Linked DNA regions of Homo sapiens: region 2 is linked to region 1. A link is a contact called in ENCODE Hi-C or POLR2A ChIA-PET data. All regions are on one chromosome and are shown on one strand. Each heading gives the region's core, a stretch centred on a gene start or an enhancer-like site at or near the end of the contact. The rest is flanking DNA. Distances are from core to core; before and after follow the strand shown. Region 1 has its middle 64 kb from the start of ABRAXAS2. Region 2 has its middle 30 kb from the start of ZRANB1.

Evidence for each region. Hi-C counts contacts between places; a loop is a spot of excess contacts on that map. ChIA-PET counts read pairs that join two places held with the same protein, here RNA polymerase II (POLR2A). Pooled maps may share reads with other maps.
Region 2: a map of psoas muscle shows a loop between it and region 1 (2.7-fold over the local background). The contact joins two enhancer-like sites. A Hi-C loop is called at or near these places in 7 of 168 maps with a recorded cell type or tissue (Caco-2, HepG2, OCI-LY7 and 4 more) and 9 of 50 pooled maps. POLR2A ChIA-PET finds 5 or more read pairs at or near these places in 11 of 52 experiments (A673, H1, HepG2 and 8 more).

Annotation. Positions count from the first base shown.
Region 1 is chr10:124,861,729-124,869,240 of GRCh38, forward strand. It overlaps the pseudogene NPM1P31. Among named protein-coding and RNA genes, the nearest start is that of ABRAXAS2, 64 kb to the left of the region's middle. RefSeq lists an enhancer at 2,730-3,229. Within about 2 kb of position 2,748, at least 9 of the 41 ENCODE cell types and tissues checked have a DNase peak (open chromatin) inside an H3K27ac peak, as active enhancers do.
Region 2 is chr10:124,908,367-124,915,878 of GRCh38, forward strand. No RefSeq gene overlaps it. Among named protein-coding and RNA genes, the nearest start is that of ZRANB1, 30 kb to the right of the region's middle. Within about 2 kb of position 3,551, at least 4 of the 41 ENCODE cell types and tissues checked have a DNase peak (open chromatin) inside an H3K27ac peak, as active enhancers do.

The sequences.
Region 1 (7,512 bases), core at 1,498-3,997:
AGAGATGGGGTTTCACCATTTTGACAAGGCTGGTCTCAAACTCCTGACCTCAGGTGATCCTCCCGCCTCAGCCTCCCAAAGTGCTGGGATTATAGGCGTGAGCCACTGCACCCCGCCTTAATAATATTTATTTTCTCTTTATCTTACCTGTTTTATTTCTTTTTTCTCTTTTTTTTTTTGCCTTCTTTGGAAAAATCAAGTATTTACTATTATTTTAAGTTCTAGCTGCTCAGGAGTTATCAAATACTTTCAAGCAGATTATGCGTGTGTGTGTGTTTATCTGGTTTTTCTAGTTGTTTTCAGTGGGACAATTGACATGCTCAAAGCTACTGCATCACAACTGGAAGTAGAATCCTTGATGAGCTCTTGAGTGGGGCTTTGCTGCAAGTGGGTCATAGCTGAAAGAACTAGCTGTGAAGAGCTTGAACCCCAGCTTCACGTGCACCAACAAGGTTGCACTTTCAGGCAGTGGTAGACTCAGACCCACACTGGGAGCAGGAGCAGGGTGGTTTGGCAGAAGGGGCATGGACAATTGGGCCCGTCACACTAGGACACTAGGAGTGAATTCTGGCTTGGCAAATTTACTCTCAGTGAGATTTGAGCTAGTTATCAAGTTTCTTTCTTTCTTTCTTTCAGTTCTTTCTTTTACCCTTTTTTTTTTTTTTTTTTTTTTGAGATAGGGCCTTGTTCTGTCACCTGGGCTGGAGTGCAGTGGTATGAACATGGCTCACTGCAACCTCAACGTCCTGTGCTCAAGCCATCTTCCCACCTCAGACTCCCGAGTAGCTGGGACAACAGGTGTGCACCACTATGCCCAGCTGATTTTATTTATTTATTTTACTTATTTATTTATTTACTTAAGAGACAGGGTCTCACTCTGTCACCTAGGCTGGAGTGCAGTGGTGCAGTCTTAGCTCACTGCAGCCCTGACCTCCCAGGCTGAAGTGATTTTCCCACCTCTGCCTCCTGAGTAGCTGGAACTACAGCTACTGGGCTAATTTTTTTATTACTTGTAGAGATGAAGTCTCATTATGTTGCCCAGGCTGGTCTCAGACACCTGGGCTCAAGCAATCCTTCTGCCTCGACTTCCCAAAATGCTGGGATTACAGGTGTGAGCCACTGTGCTGTCTTTTAAAATGTTTTATAGAGATGGGGTTGCATCACGTTGCCCAGGCTGGTCGGAAACTCCTGGGCTAAAGTGATCCTTCCACCTCAGCCTCCCAAAGTGCTGGGATTACAGGTGTGAGACACTGCACCCAGCTGCTTCTTTCTTTATGAAATAGAGATGGGTATTCACCATGTTGCCCAGGCAGGTCTCGGACACCTGGGCTCAAGCGATTCTCCCGCCTTGGCCTCCCAAAGTGCTGGGATTACAGGTGGGAGCTACCACCCCTGGCCTTGGCTAATGTATGTAAAGTAGTTAGTACTGGCTGGCTACTGAGCCAGCCCTGAAGAAATGGATGGTAATGATGTTGTTAAAGTAATTGGGCCTCACTGGGCCTGGTGGCTCACACCTGTAGTCCCACCTAATTGAGAGGCTGAGGCAAGAGGATCACCTGAGCCTAGGAGTTCAGGCCTAGCCTGAGCAACAGAGCGAGACTTCATCTCCAAAAAAAGAAGGAAAGACCACTGGGGTCTCAATCCTTAGCATTTTGCAGACCACCAAAGACCTGGAAGGGGTCAGAGGCTGCCGCCTGGCTGGCCCTGCTGTTGGAAAGAAGCCTGGGGAAAGGTAGGAAGAACTGTGGATTCCCTCCTGGAGCGAGCTGCCCTTCCCAGCCCAGGGTGGGTATGCTTGGGAGTAGGACCCTCTGGCCACGTGCAAGGAAGCCCTACCAGGCCCACAGCCCAGGTTATGCTTGACCTCTTCCCCTAACAGACTCCAGGCAAGTCTCCTGCCTCCTCCAACCTGTTTTCTTCCCAACCAGGGCAGCAGAGCAGGTCCTGCTGGCTGGCCTTTAAAGTCTTGCTTTTAACTTAGCCCCATAGCTGGGATAGGGTCAAGTGAGGAGACCTCGTGAGGCTAAACTAATCAATGCCCTGAAATGATATTTCTCTTATCAGTGGATCTTCCCCCTGGCTGCACTTCAGAATCCCGGGGGAGCTTCAGCAAATACCACGGCCGGGGCCCAGCCCTAGGGCTTCTGGAGTAGGGCTGGGGCCCATCCCCGGGGCTTCTGGAGCAGGCCTGGGGCCACTGGTAGGGTTCAAGAGCTCAGCAGGTAATTTTATTTATTTTTTGAGACGAAGTCTCACTGTCACCCAGGCTGGAGTACAGTGGCACGATCTCAGCTCACTACAGCCTCCACCTCCTGGGTTCAGGCGATTCTCCTGCCTTAGCCTCCCAAGTGCCTGGGATTACCAGCGCCCACCACCACGCCTGAATAATTTTTGTATTATTAGTAGAGACGGGATTTCGCCATTTTGACCAGGCTGGTCTCAAACTCCTGACCTCAGGTGATCCGCCCTCCTCGGCCTCCCAAAGTGCTGGGATTACAGGCGTGAGCCACTGCTCCCGGCCTCAGCAGGTGATTTTAACGAGCAGCCAGAGTTGAGATGGCTAGTCTAAGCCTCTAGTCATTCAAATGTTTAGCCTGTTGAGGCTGGAAGAGCTCCAGAGACCCTCCGTCTGGCCCTCATCTTACACGGGGAGACTGAGGTCTGCGAGGAGCCCGTGGGCTGGGAATGACAGTCTCTGTTTCCTGCCCCGCCTAGGACCTGAGACCACATTCCTTTTTTAGAGCACAGCGTGGCAGTGAGCCAGCATCTCAGCCCCAAAACAGGTCAGGCCAGGGAGGAGTCCAGGCCTGGTGACCATAGCTGCTGTCACTCAGGGCACACCCACTGCCTGCCAGGCTCTGGGCGGACACCTTCCTTCCACCACATAGGTGGCATTATCCACGCTTTCTGGTGATGACAGTGAGGCCCACTTGGCCAAAAGCCACTTGGGAGGAAGTGACCCAGCCAGGAATCATCCCGAAGCTGACTGACCCTGAGGCCTGTGTGTGTCCCATGAACCCTTCCTCTACCCCTCCCTCCCAGGGGAGGAGACCACCAGTGCAGGAGTCAGCGGACAGGGGCCCCTTCCTGGCACTGCCAGCTGGGCCAACAGGAGGAGAGAGAGGCAGGAGCAAAGACCTGCTTGTCTGAGCCTCGGTGTCTCTTGCAGTCCAAATGCCATCTGGTCCTCAGTACAAATATATTTCTAGGAAATCAATGATGTCCGGGCTGTCGCAGCCTCACCTCTGGACACTTATATAATCATTAACAAATGTCTGCCATTAAAGAGAAATGACTGTCATTTGACACCCAAGCTCCATTTCCAAACAGCAGACTGGTATTTACCCTCCTCCTGAAAAGAGTGGATTCTAAAACAGACGGCTGAGCTCACCTCTTCCTGATTTGCAGGAAACAATCCTCCAAATGTAAAGGTCTCAACCCAGCCTCCCAGCCAGGGAGTTCTCTGTCCATAAGGTTAAGGCTTCTATTCAGATTCAGCTAAAATAGCACTTCATGAAGTTGACTTTCTTTTCTTTTATTTATTTAATTTTTGAGACAGAATCTTGCTCCGTCATCCAGAAGTGCAGTGGCCCTATCTCGGCTCACTGCAACCTCTGCCTCCCGGGTTCAAGTGATTCTCCTGCCTCAGCCTCCCAAGTAGCTGGGATTGCAGGCACATACCACCATGCCTGGCTAATTTTTGCATTTTTAGTAGAGATGGGGTTTCCCCATGTCAGCCAGGCTGGCCTCGAACTCCTGACCTCAAGTAGTCTGCCGGCCTCAGCCTCCTAAAATGTTGGAATTACAGGCATGAGCCACTGCACCCAGCCAGCCATTGTGCCCGGCCCCAGCCTTTCTTCTAAAGGAAAGTGTTTAACTATGTAGGCAGGAAATGCACTCTTCTACATTTTAGATTACAAAAATGCTTCCAAGGACACAAGGCGTTCTCTTGTATCCTCACGGCTGTAGGAAGCCCTTGAGTGAAGGGTAGACGGTGGGGCTTTGAGGGTCACAGGGCAAGTGCTGGGCCCAGCATGGCCACGGACTGACTTCAGGAACTCGGACAGATCACTTCTCCCTGCGCCTCCACCTCCCCACCACCGCCGTTTGGTAAGGGAGCTGGAGCAGCTCAGCTGTCCACAAACCTGGCCACCCATCAGGATGACCCGGAGAGCTTTTTGGTCTGCTGCCTTTTAAGCTCCTCGTCTCTCTTTTAAGCACAGCCAGGTTCGGGAACTCCTGGCCAGCAGGCTGCCAAGCCCCCAGCTCTGACGGTCTGAGTGTCTGGTGGAAAGCTGCAAAGCCCTTGGCCCGCCAGCATGTCTGACCTGATGTTTTTTGCCCACTTCAATTCCTGGCATGTTGTAATGATGAGAGATCTGGTTATCCTGGGATGGTCCGTTCAGGCTTAGAACCATAGCTAACGTTTGTCAAGCCTTAGGAAGGGTCAGGCTTCCTCACACCGGTATCTTGTTTATTCCCCAGAACAGCCTACTGTTAATCTAAATCTAAATCTAAAACTACTGTTATTAGATTTTGTTTATGGCTAAAGAAACTGAGGGTCAAAGTATCTAGCATGCATTTAGGTTGGGACTTGAAGCATGGAGCCAGGACTGGAACTTGGAGGGCCTGGCCCAGAAGCCTGTGGCCATAGTCACTCCATCACTCAGTCAAAGTAATGGGGCCACCCTTAGGGGTGCAAGGTGAACCCAGCAGGAAAATAGCTGCTTCCCCGGAGCAGCACACTCTCCCGTCCTCGTGCCCAGGTACCCCCCGATAGGGACGTTTTACTGCGTTCTGAAAGGTGTGCAGGGACCTGGTTCAGTCTTTGACATCGTGGCCAACAGTCACAAGTACCCCGAACATCTCATTCCTTCCAAAATGGGGTTGTCGCCTGCGTGCCTTCCTTCTTCCTATGACCCTGGAAAAGATTGCTCCGGAAGGTGCCCACTATGTGGATGGGAAGCATCAGAGGCAAGACTCCAGGCACATCAGCGTGTCTGTGGACGTGGACATGTGGCTGCCATCTTCTGCCTCTTGGTCAGGTAGTTGTCACTCAGCTACCTCCTTGCTCTGAATCCTTCCGGTGGGCTTGGCCAACCTCCTCCCATGTGCCAGCCACACAGAGGCTGTCTCAACCCTGGCTGCTCATTAAAATCACCTGCAGAGCTCTTGAACCCTACCACTGGCCCCGGCCCTGCTCCAGAAGCCCTAGGGATGGGCCCTGGCCATGGTATTTGCTAAAGCTCCCCAGGGATTCTGAAGTGCAGCCAGGGGGAAGATCCACTGATAAGAGAAATGTCATTTCAGGGCATTGATTAGTTTAGCCTCATGAGGTCTCCTCAATTGGCCCCATCCCAGACATGGGGCTAAGTTAAAAGCAGGACTTCAAAGGCCAGCCAGCAGGACCTGATCTGCCTGCCTAATGAGGTGGGTGGATCACTTTAGGCTAGGAGTTTGAGACCAGCCTGACCAACTTGGTAAAATGCTGTCTCTACTAAAAATACAAAAATTAGCCAGATGTGGTGGTGCACGCCTATAATTCCAGTTATTTGGGAGGCTGAGGCATGAGAATTGCTTGAACCTGGGAGGCAGAGTTTGCATTAAGCCAAGATCATGTCACTGCACTCCAGCATGGGTGACAGAACCAGACCCTGTCTCAAAAAAAAAAAAAAAAGAAAAAGAAAGCTGGTGTGATTCCATCCTGCGGGGCTGTTCTCTTGAGCAGTGGTCGTTTATCTCCGTCCGCCTTCTCTACCACCTAAGTGTATGCCGCCACCCGATGGAAGATTCGATGGACATGCACATGAGTCCTCTGAGGCCCCAGAACTATCTTTTCAGTTGTGAACTTAAGGCCAACAAAGATGATCACTTTAAGGTGGATAATGATGAAAATGAGCACCAGTTATCTTTAAGAACAGTCAGTTCATGGGCTGGTGCAGAGGATGATTGCACATTGTTGAAGCAGAGGCAGTGAATTAGAAGGCGGTCCAATTGAAGTAACACTGGCAACTTTGAAAATGTCTGTTTAGTCAACGGTTTCCCTTGGGGGCTTTGAAATCACACCACCAGTGGTCTTACAGTTGTAGTGTGGCTCAGGGCCAGTGCATATTAGTGGACAGCACTTAGTAGCTGTGGAGGAAGATGCAGAGTCAGAAGATGAAGAGGAGGAGAGTGCGAAACTCTTAAGTATATCTGGAAAGCAATCTGTCCCTGGAGGTGGTAGCAAGGTTCCACAGAAACAAGTAAAACTTGCTGCTGATGAAGATGATGATGATCATGATGAAGATGATGGTGATGATGAAGATGAAGATGATGAAGAAGATGATGATGAAGATGAAGATGGTGGTGATGATGAAGAAGATGATGATGAAGATGACGAGGAAACTGAAGAAAAAGTGCCAGTGAAGAAATCTATACGAGATACTTCAGCCAAAAATGCACAAAAGTCAAATCAGAATGGAAAAGACTCAAAACCGTCAACACCAAGATCAAAAAGACAAGAATCCTTCAAAAAAACAGGAAAAAACTCCTAAAATACCAAAGACCTAGTTCTGTAGAAGATATCAAAGCAAAAAGCAAGCAAATATAGAAAAAGCACTGAACAGTCCTGGGCACTACTGATAAATTAAGCCCAAAGATAGGGAGAAAGGAAAAGGAGAGACAAATATAGCCCATACTGAATGTCATCAACAATCCAGACCATAGTCTTCTATTTTCATCTCAATCCCCTTTTCTGATTTGCCACCCAGGCCTCTTCAGGCTGGAAATAATCTCACTCTTGGTTCCCTAATGCACTTTCTCTGACTGCTGTGATTCAGTGAATCTTGCCCTTTGCTTTCTATTACTTGTGCATTTGCCTCACCTCTGACCATGTTTTAAATCACCTTTGTATCTCCTTAGCTGCTCGATAAATATTTGAATAATAAAAAAAAGAAGCTAGGCGAGGTGGCTCACACCTGTAATACTAGCACTTTGGGAGGCTGAGGTGGGCAGATCACCTGAGGTCAGGAGTTGGAGACCAGCCTGACCAACATGGTGAAACCCTGTCTCTACTAAAAATACAAAAATTAGCCGTGCGTGGTGGCAGGCACCTGTAGTCCCAGCTACACGGGAGGCTGAGGCAGGAGAATTGCTTGAACCTGGGAGGCAGAGGTTGCAGTGAGCCAAGATGGCGCCACCCACTCCAGCCTGGGCGACAGAGCGAGACTCTGTCTAAAAAAAAAAGAAAAAGCTAGTGTGTGGGAAAGTGTTTATGACCTGTAAAGAGCAAGGAGATTTGTCTATTTTTAACTTCCTTCCACCCTTTTCCTTCCTTCCTTTCTTCTTCCCTTCCTTCTTTTCCTCCGTCTGTTTTTTTTTTTTGATTCTCGGACTTTCTCCCACTGAATCCCCTCAGACTCTGCCCCTTTGCCTGCCACACTCTTGCAATTGCTTCAGTCTTGAAAGCAAATGCCTCTGACCCTAACTTTCCTCCGGAAGCCCCTTCAACTTTCCCTTTCTTCCCCCGCG
Region 2 (7,512 bases), core at 2,301-4,800, 47 kb after region 1:
TCCTGCCTCAGCCTCCCAAGTAGCTGAGATCACAGGCATGCACCACCACACCCGGCTAATTTTTGTATTTTTAGTAGAGACGGGGTTTCACCATGTTGGCCAGGCTGGTCTTGAGCTCCCGACCTCAGGTGATCTGCCCGCCTAGGCCTCCCAAAGTGCTGGGATTACAGGCATGAGCCACTGTACCCAGACATTTTTTTTTTTTGAGACAAAGTCTCACTCTGTCGCCCAGGCTGGAGTGCAGTGGCGTGATCTCAGCTCACTGCAGCCTCCACCTCCCAGGTTCAAGTGATTCTCCTGCCTCAGCCTCCCATGTAGCTAGGACTACAGGTGCACACCACTACATCCAGCTAATTTTTTTTGACTTTTTAGTAGAGACTGGGTTTCACCATGTTGGCCAGGCTGGTCTCGAATTCCTGACCTCATGTGATCCACCTGCCTCTGCCTTCCAAAGTGCTAGGAGTACAGGCGTGAGTGACCACGCTCAGTCCAATTGAAGTACTTTTTTTTTCTGAGACGGAGTCTCGCTCTGTTGCCCAGGCCAGAGTGCAGTGGCGTGATCTTGACTCACTGCAACCTCCACCTCCTGGATTCAAACGATTCTCTTGCCTCAGCCTTCTGAGTAGCTGAGATCACAGGCATGCGCCAGCACACCCGGCTAATTTTTGTATTTTCAGTAGAGATGGGGTTTCACCATGCTGGCCAGGCTGGTCTTGAACTCCTGACCTCAAGTGATCCTCCTGTCTCAGCCTCCCAAAGTACTGGGATTACAGGCGTGAACCACCATGCCTGGCCTGAAGTACTTCTTTAGTAACCTACTCAATAATGTAATATGATCTAAAAAAATCTATGATTTCTACTGGTGTCAGGGCCATAGATGTATTAATACTACCATAGTATGTTGACTACACTGACAATTGTTATAAATACTGCATTTCAGTTAAAAGTTAGAAGAAATAAAGATGTATTTTCTTTCCATCCAAGTTCATGGGCCCCTCCAGGGCATGGAGACCCTAAGTTAGGGATTGTCCTCCACTGGACTGTTGGCCCCTGTTGTAGATACAGCCTTACCTGTCTCTGAATTGCTGTTCTCAGCACAGTACCTGATATGGGGTCATTCCTCAGTAAATGTTACCTGGATTAAATGAAATGCAGAGCGAGGAAACCAACATTTATCAAACACTTAAGAGTATTGCCAGGCCTTTCAGCTCTTGTCTCTTTGGACCCTCAGTAACTGCCAGGGAAATATCACCCAGAATTTTTCAGATGAGGACACTGAGGACACTGGCACTCAGAGAGGACAGCAGGATTTCAACTCAGGGCTGTTTGACTCCAAAGTTCATGCTCTCTCTGCTCACAGCTTTGCCTCTTACAAAACTTCCCCAGATAAGATCACAAGCGAAGTTGTTTCAGATACTTGATGTTTCCAAACTTCTTAAAAAGATACAACAGCCAGGCGCGGTGGCTCACACCTGTAATACCAGCCTGTGATCCCAGCTACTCGGGAGGCTGAGGGAGGAGAATCGCTTGAACCCGGGAGGCGGAGGTTGCAGTGAGCCGAGATTGTGCCATTGCACTCCAGCCTGGGCAACAAGAGCGAAACTCCGTCTCAAAAAAAAAAAAAAAAAAAAAAAGACATAGTACTGGCTGGGTTTAGTGGCTCACGCCTATAATCCCAACACTTTGGGAGACTGGAGGATCACTTGAGCCCAGGAGTTTGAGACCAGCCTGGATAACATGGCGAAACCCTGACTCTATAAAAAATAAAAAAATTGGCCAGGTGTGGTGGTGCGTGTCTATAGTCCCAGCTACCCAGGAGGCTGAGCCTGGGAGGTTGAGGCTGCGGTGAGCTATGATCACAACACTGCACTACAGCCTTGACGACAGAGTGAGACCCTGTCTCAAAAAAAAAAAAAAAAAAAAAAAAAGAGACTCAATACAACTTCAACATTTTTTTTTCCTAATTCCGTAAGTCTAGCTTACAGGGATACTTAGTTGAAAAATCTACAAAAATTTCTTAGTCTGGATATAGAGTGACTGTGTTCCTATAAGCACAAATTTATACCCATCAAGATGAGACCAGTCCTAGCACAGACCAGGATTTTGAAATGTCAAACAAGCTGTATTTTCTCTGATGCTTCACAAGCATATCTGGTCCTCTCAGGAGAGATTTTTTTTTTCAGGCAGATTTGTGGTGGACATAGAGGAAGGTCACAGGATGGTACTATGTTCCACAAAACTGTGTCCTGTACTGCATGCATACAGATTAGGCAACATTATTAAATACGTTTATTTCCTTTCTTTCCTTCCTTCCTTCCTCCCTCCCTCCCTCCCTTTCTTTCTTCCTTTTTTTTTTTTTTTGAGACAGAGTCTTGCTCTGTCGCCCAGGCTGGAGTGCAATGGCGTGATCTTGGCTCACTGCAACGTCTGCCTCCCGGGTTCAAGCAATTCTCTTGCCTCGGTCACCCGAGTAGCTGGGATTACAGGCACCCACCACCACGACTGGCTAATTTTTTGTATTTTTAGTAGACATGGGGTTTTGCCATGTAGACCAGGCTGGTCTCGAACTCCTAACCTCAGGTGATCCACCTACCCGGGCCTCCCAAAATGCTGGGATTACAGGAGTGAGCCACCGCACCTAGCCTGTTACATTGCATTTTCTACTGTTAAGATGTTTTTTCCACTTGGGAATCATGTTGATCATACACAGAGAATGGAAGATACGTTGCAGTTTATACAAATGACATTTTCTGCAACGCGTCTGAGAACATGTTCTTGTAACAACTGAACATTTCTAACATTTCTTTTGAGGGGAACACCCATTTTATAACACTTTCTACTTAAAAGCACAGATCCCTCAAAGACCCTGAGTAAGCTGGATCCGTTACCATTTCCTTTAGCAGAGCGCCTTCGATTTCCCTTAGCTGCATATGTCCACCTCTGCGGGGGGCTCCACAGCCTCAGCCTGATCTTTCCGTCCTAGGCCTGATTATGGACTGCCAAGACTTTTTGGAGAAAGCAGTTTCTTGTCGCTCTTCTTTTTTCATTCTTCTTGATTTGCTTCCCTCTAACTATTGTCCCGAATCTCCTCCAGTTTCCAGAGCAACCCTCAGCAGGAGACTCTGTGCTTGATTCACCAAGGAGGAGAAAGGGTTTGAACTCCACTCCATCACCTCTGTCTCACCCACCAAAACCTCCCTAGAGCTGTTTTTCACAGCTTCCTCTCCTCGTTTCTGAGGAAGATAGGGCTTTCTTGCTTGCCAACACAAATCACTGTGCTCTGAATTTTACCTCCCTTCTGGATTTCAGTCCTTTTACCCCCTCTACATCTCTCCTCCATTTATAAAAGTGCTCAGAGATGCCCATTCTTTAAAATAAATACCTAAAAGAAAACAAAACCTTTCCCTTATTTTTGTTACTGCCCTAATCTAGTCTTATATCTCCTGCTTTCCTTTCACTGCCAGACGTCTTGGACTTGTGGTTTATAATCACATGGCTTCAGCTTTTGAAACTTGGCTTCTCTCCCTACCATCCTACTGAGAACTGTTCTCTAGAAGGTCACTGAGTCTCTTGTTTGTCAGATCCAGTGGCCTTTCCTCCGTTCTAATGCTCGAAATCTGTAGCATCTGACAATTTTTATTACCATGTGCTTCAGGCTCACTGTACCCTCGGCTTCCAGAACACCGTACTACCAGCTTCATCTCCTACCTTTCTGACCACTCCTCTTTTTTTTTCCTTCGGTAGTTCTTTCTTCCCCACTCCTGTGGCTTCCATACTAAATTCTACATAGAGAGCTCCCTGATGTTGATCTCCAGGATTGCCCTACACATTTCAGACCAGCATTTCCCCCACCAGCCATTCCCTTCCTCCTGAGTCCAGGATCTCCTGATTCAAGGGTCCACATCTCCTCTGACCCAGTTCCTCTCTTGCGTGTCCCACTGTTGCACATACTGCCGTCACTCAGAGTTCACGGACTTTTTTTTTTTTTTTTTTTTTGGTGACAGGATCTTGCTCTCTTGCCCAAGCTGGAGTGCAGTGGCATGATTATAGCTCACTGCAGCCTTGAACTCCTGGGCTCAAGCAATTCTCCCTCCTCAGTCTCCTGAGTAGCCAGGACAACAGGTGTGAGCCACTGAGCCTGGCAGGTTAAAAATTATTTTTTGTAGCAATGGGGTCTCATTATGTTGCCCAGTTTGGTCTTGAATTCCTGGCCTCAAGCGATCTTCCACCTTGGCCTTCCCAAGTGCTAGAATTACAGGCATGAGCCACTGCTCCTGGCCCACTCTCTGACTTTTGATTCTTTCTTCTGCCTCAGAGTTAGTCACTGGCAAATTCTGAACATTGCACTGTCTCCCATTTCACTCTTGGCCCTCCTTTCCATTCCCACAGCTACTTTGGTTTTAGGTCCTTGTCTCTTCTCTGCCCCTGTTTCTACTTCTGCCCTCATTTGTCTCACAGACATTCCAGGTAAAGGTGGGCAGCTCCAATACTGGCACCTTCCTGCTCAAAACCTCTTTATGGCTTTCTACTGTTAATGGAACTACAGATCCACAATTTTGCATGCAAAACTTTCACAAAAATGCAATATGGATTTATGAACTCTACAGTTAGTTTGGGAAAAACTGAAATGAAAGCCAGAACAAACTATCAACAAAACTATACTGTCTCTACCCTTTACTACAAAGGTTTTTTTTTTTTTTGAGATAGGGTCCTGCTCTGTTGTCCAGGGTGTAGTGCAGTAGTGCCATCATGGCTCACTGCAGCCTGGACCTCGCAGGCTCAAGCAATTCTCCTGCCTTGGCCTCCCAAAGTACTAGGATTAGAGGCATGAGCCACTGCACCCAGCCTAATATAAGGTTTCTAAGAAAAGGAAATTAAAAACCCCAAAAAGACAGTGGATACTTTTTCCAAATGAAATATTTCTCAGAGTCCAGATAAACATAAGTAGAATGTCAATTCGGTAGGTGTGCCAAACAGCCACCGTTCTGTAACTGTGACAATGCCCTCTGCTGTATTTATTGATGATATCTTTTTAATTCAAATATAGTGGAACATTTGACCATGGAATCAAGAGTTCTGTGTTCTGCTGGGCATGGTGGTATGTGCCTGTAATCCTAGCATTTTGGGAGGCAGAGGCAGGAGGATCGTTTGAATCCAGCAGTTCAAGATAAGCCTGGGCAACAAAGACTTTGTCTCTACTAAAAATTTAAAAATTAGCCAGGTATGGTGGTGCATGCCTGTAGTCCTAGCTACTGGGAAAGCCAAGGTGGGAGGATCACTTGAGCCCAGGAGTTTGAGGCTGCAGTGTGCTATGATTGCACCACTGCACTCCAGCCTGGGTAACAGAGTGAGATCTTGTTTTCACAAAAATAAAAAAATAAAAGAAATAAAGAGTTATGTGTTCCTGTTCGAATTGCAGAGTTAATTGGTCTAGCTCTTGTTAAGTCACTTAACATCTTTAGGCATTAATTTCCATATCTGCAATCTTTTGGGGTTTGAGGACTGTTTTGTCGGTAGTTCTCAATACTGGCTGCACGTTTCAGGTACCTGGGGAGTGGGTTTAAAACACATCCACAGGCCGGGCGCGGTGGCTCATGCCTGTAATCCCAGCACTTTGGGAGGCCAAGGCAGGTGGATCATGAGGTCAGGAGATCAAGACCATCCTGGCTAATATGGTGAAACCCCGTCTCTACTAAAAAATACAAAAAAAAATTAGCCGGGCATGGTGGCGGGCGCCTGTAGTCCCAGCTACTCAGGAGGCTGAGGCAGGAGAATGGCGTGAACCCGGGAGGTAGAGCTTGCAGTGAGCCAGGTTCGTGCTACTGCACTCCAGCCTGGGTGACGGAGTGAGACTCTGTCTCAAAAAAAAAAAAAAAAATAAATAAATAAAAATAAAAAATAAATCAAACAAAACATATCCATGCCCAGGCCCCCCTCTTAGGGATTGTTTCGATAGGACATCTGTCTCTCTCTCTCTCTTTCTATTTTTTTATTTGTTTGTTTGTTTGTTTTTTTAGACAGAGTCTCACTCTGTTGCCTAGGCTGGAGTGCAATGACACGGTCTCGGCTCACTGCAACCTCTGCCTCCTGGGTTCAAATGATTCTCGTGCCTCAGCCTCCCACGTAGCTGGGGTTAAAGGCACGTGCCACCATGTCCGGCTAATTTTTGTATTTTTAGTAGAGACAAGGTTTCACCATGTCGGCCAGGCTGGTCTCAAACTCCCGACGACCTCAGGTGATCTGCCTGCCTCGGCCTCCCAAACTGTTGGGATAATAGGCGTGAGCCACCGTGCCCGACCTATAATTACAGGTCTTTCTTTCTTTCTTTTTTTTTTTTTTTTGAGACGGAGTTTTGCTCTTGTTGCTCAGGCTGGAGTGCAATGACACAATCTCAGCTCACTGCAACCTCCGCCTCCGGAGTTCAAGAGGTTCTCCTGCCTCAGTCTCCCAACTAGTTGGGACTACAGGCATGCACCACGACGACCGGCTAATTTTTTGTATTTAGTAGAGATGGGGTTTCACCATGTTGGTCAGGCTGGTCTCAAACTCCTGACTTCAGGTGATCCACCCACCTCGGCCTTCCAAACTGCTGGGATTACAAGGGTGAGCCACCGTGCCTGGCCATAATTACGGTTATTTCTGTCTTACTCTTTTCTCTATGCTGTAGTTTCCTCACTAAGATGTGTCTTACCTTTGTAGGCTTCTTATTCATTGGTACGTGATATTCACTATTTACTCAACTGAGGAAGGAGATAATAAACTTTATCCCAGTGATATCCCATTTCCTTCCCAAAATAAACTACAACTCAAGCGAAACAAAAACACCTAATTCTGTGATTCCTGTTAGTTTGTAACTGAGAGGCTCTGCAGTCTGAATTCAGGAAGGGGAAGCTGGAGGAATTCAGGAGCTCTTAAAGAAAATATTTTCAAAGTTGAAATGTTGGCCTAACTATTGTTCTTAACATGGTAACATGGTGTTTGATCTGATCTACAATTGTGTTCATTATACGTTAATTATATATATAGCTCATATATATAAATATATATGAGAATGTATGTTAAGTTTTGCAGGCAAAAGACTTGCAATTTAAACTCAATTTATTGAATAAGTAATGTTGCTCTGGGCAGACAAGGATTGTCGAAAATCTCTACACTATAGGAATGGCTATGAGAATAAAATATGCCAGCGAAATATGTTGTTGGAGAGGGGAATCTATAAGATACAGCATCATTGTTTGCTGGCCATAGTGAAGCTAAACACACATTCTTGACCACATTTATGCAAAGAGAAAGCCAGAACACCATGAATAGTTTTACTAAATGAAGTCCCATTCAAATTTTAAAAATCTGATTAAACTCTGAATAATGGTCCTCCTGTTGAACCTGAGGTATCCAACTGCTAAACGCCCTTTGGCAGTAGTGATAGGTTTTCTCTAATAGATAACTTTTAAATTTACAGCTTTTAAAGAGTTGCTGTCTTTTATGATCTTTCAAATTCTTTCTTCTCCTCAC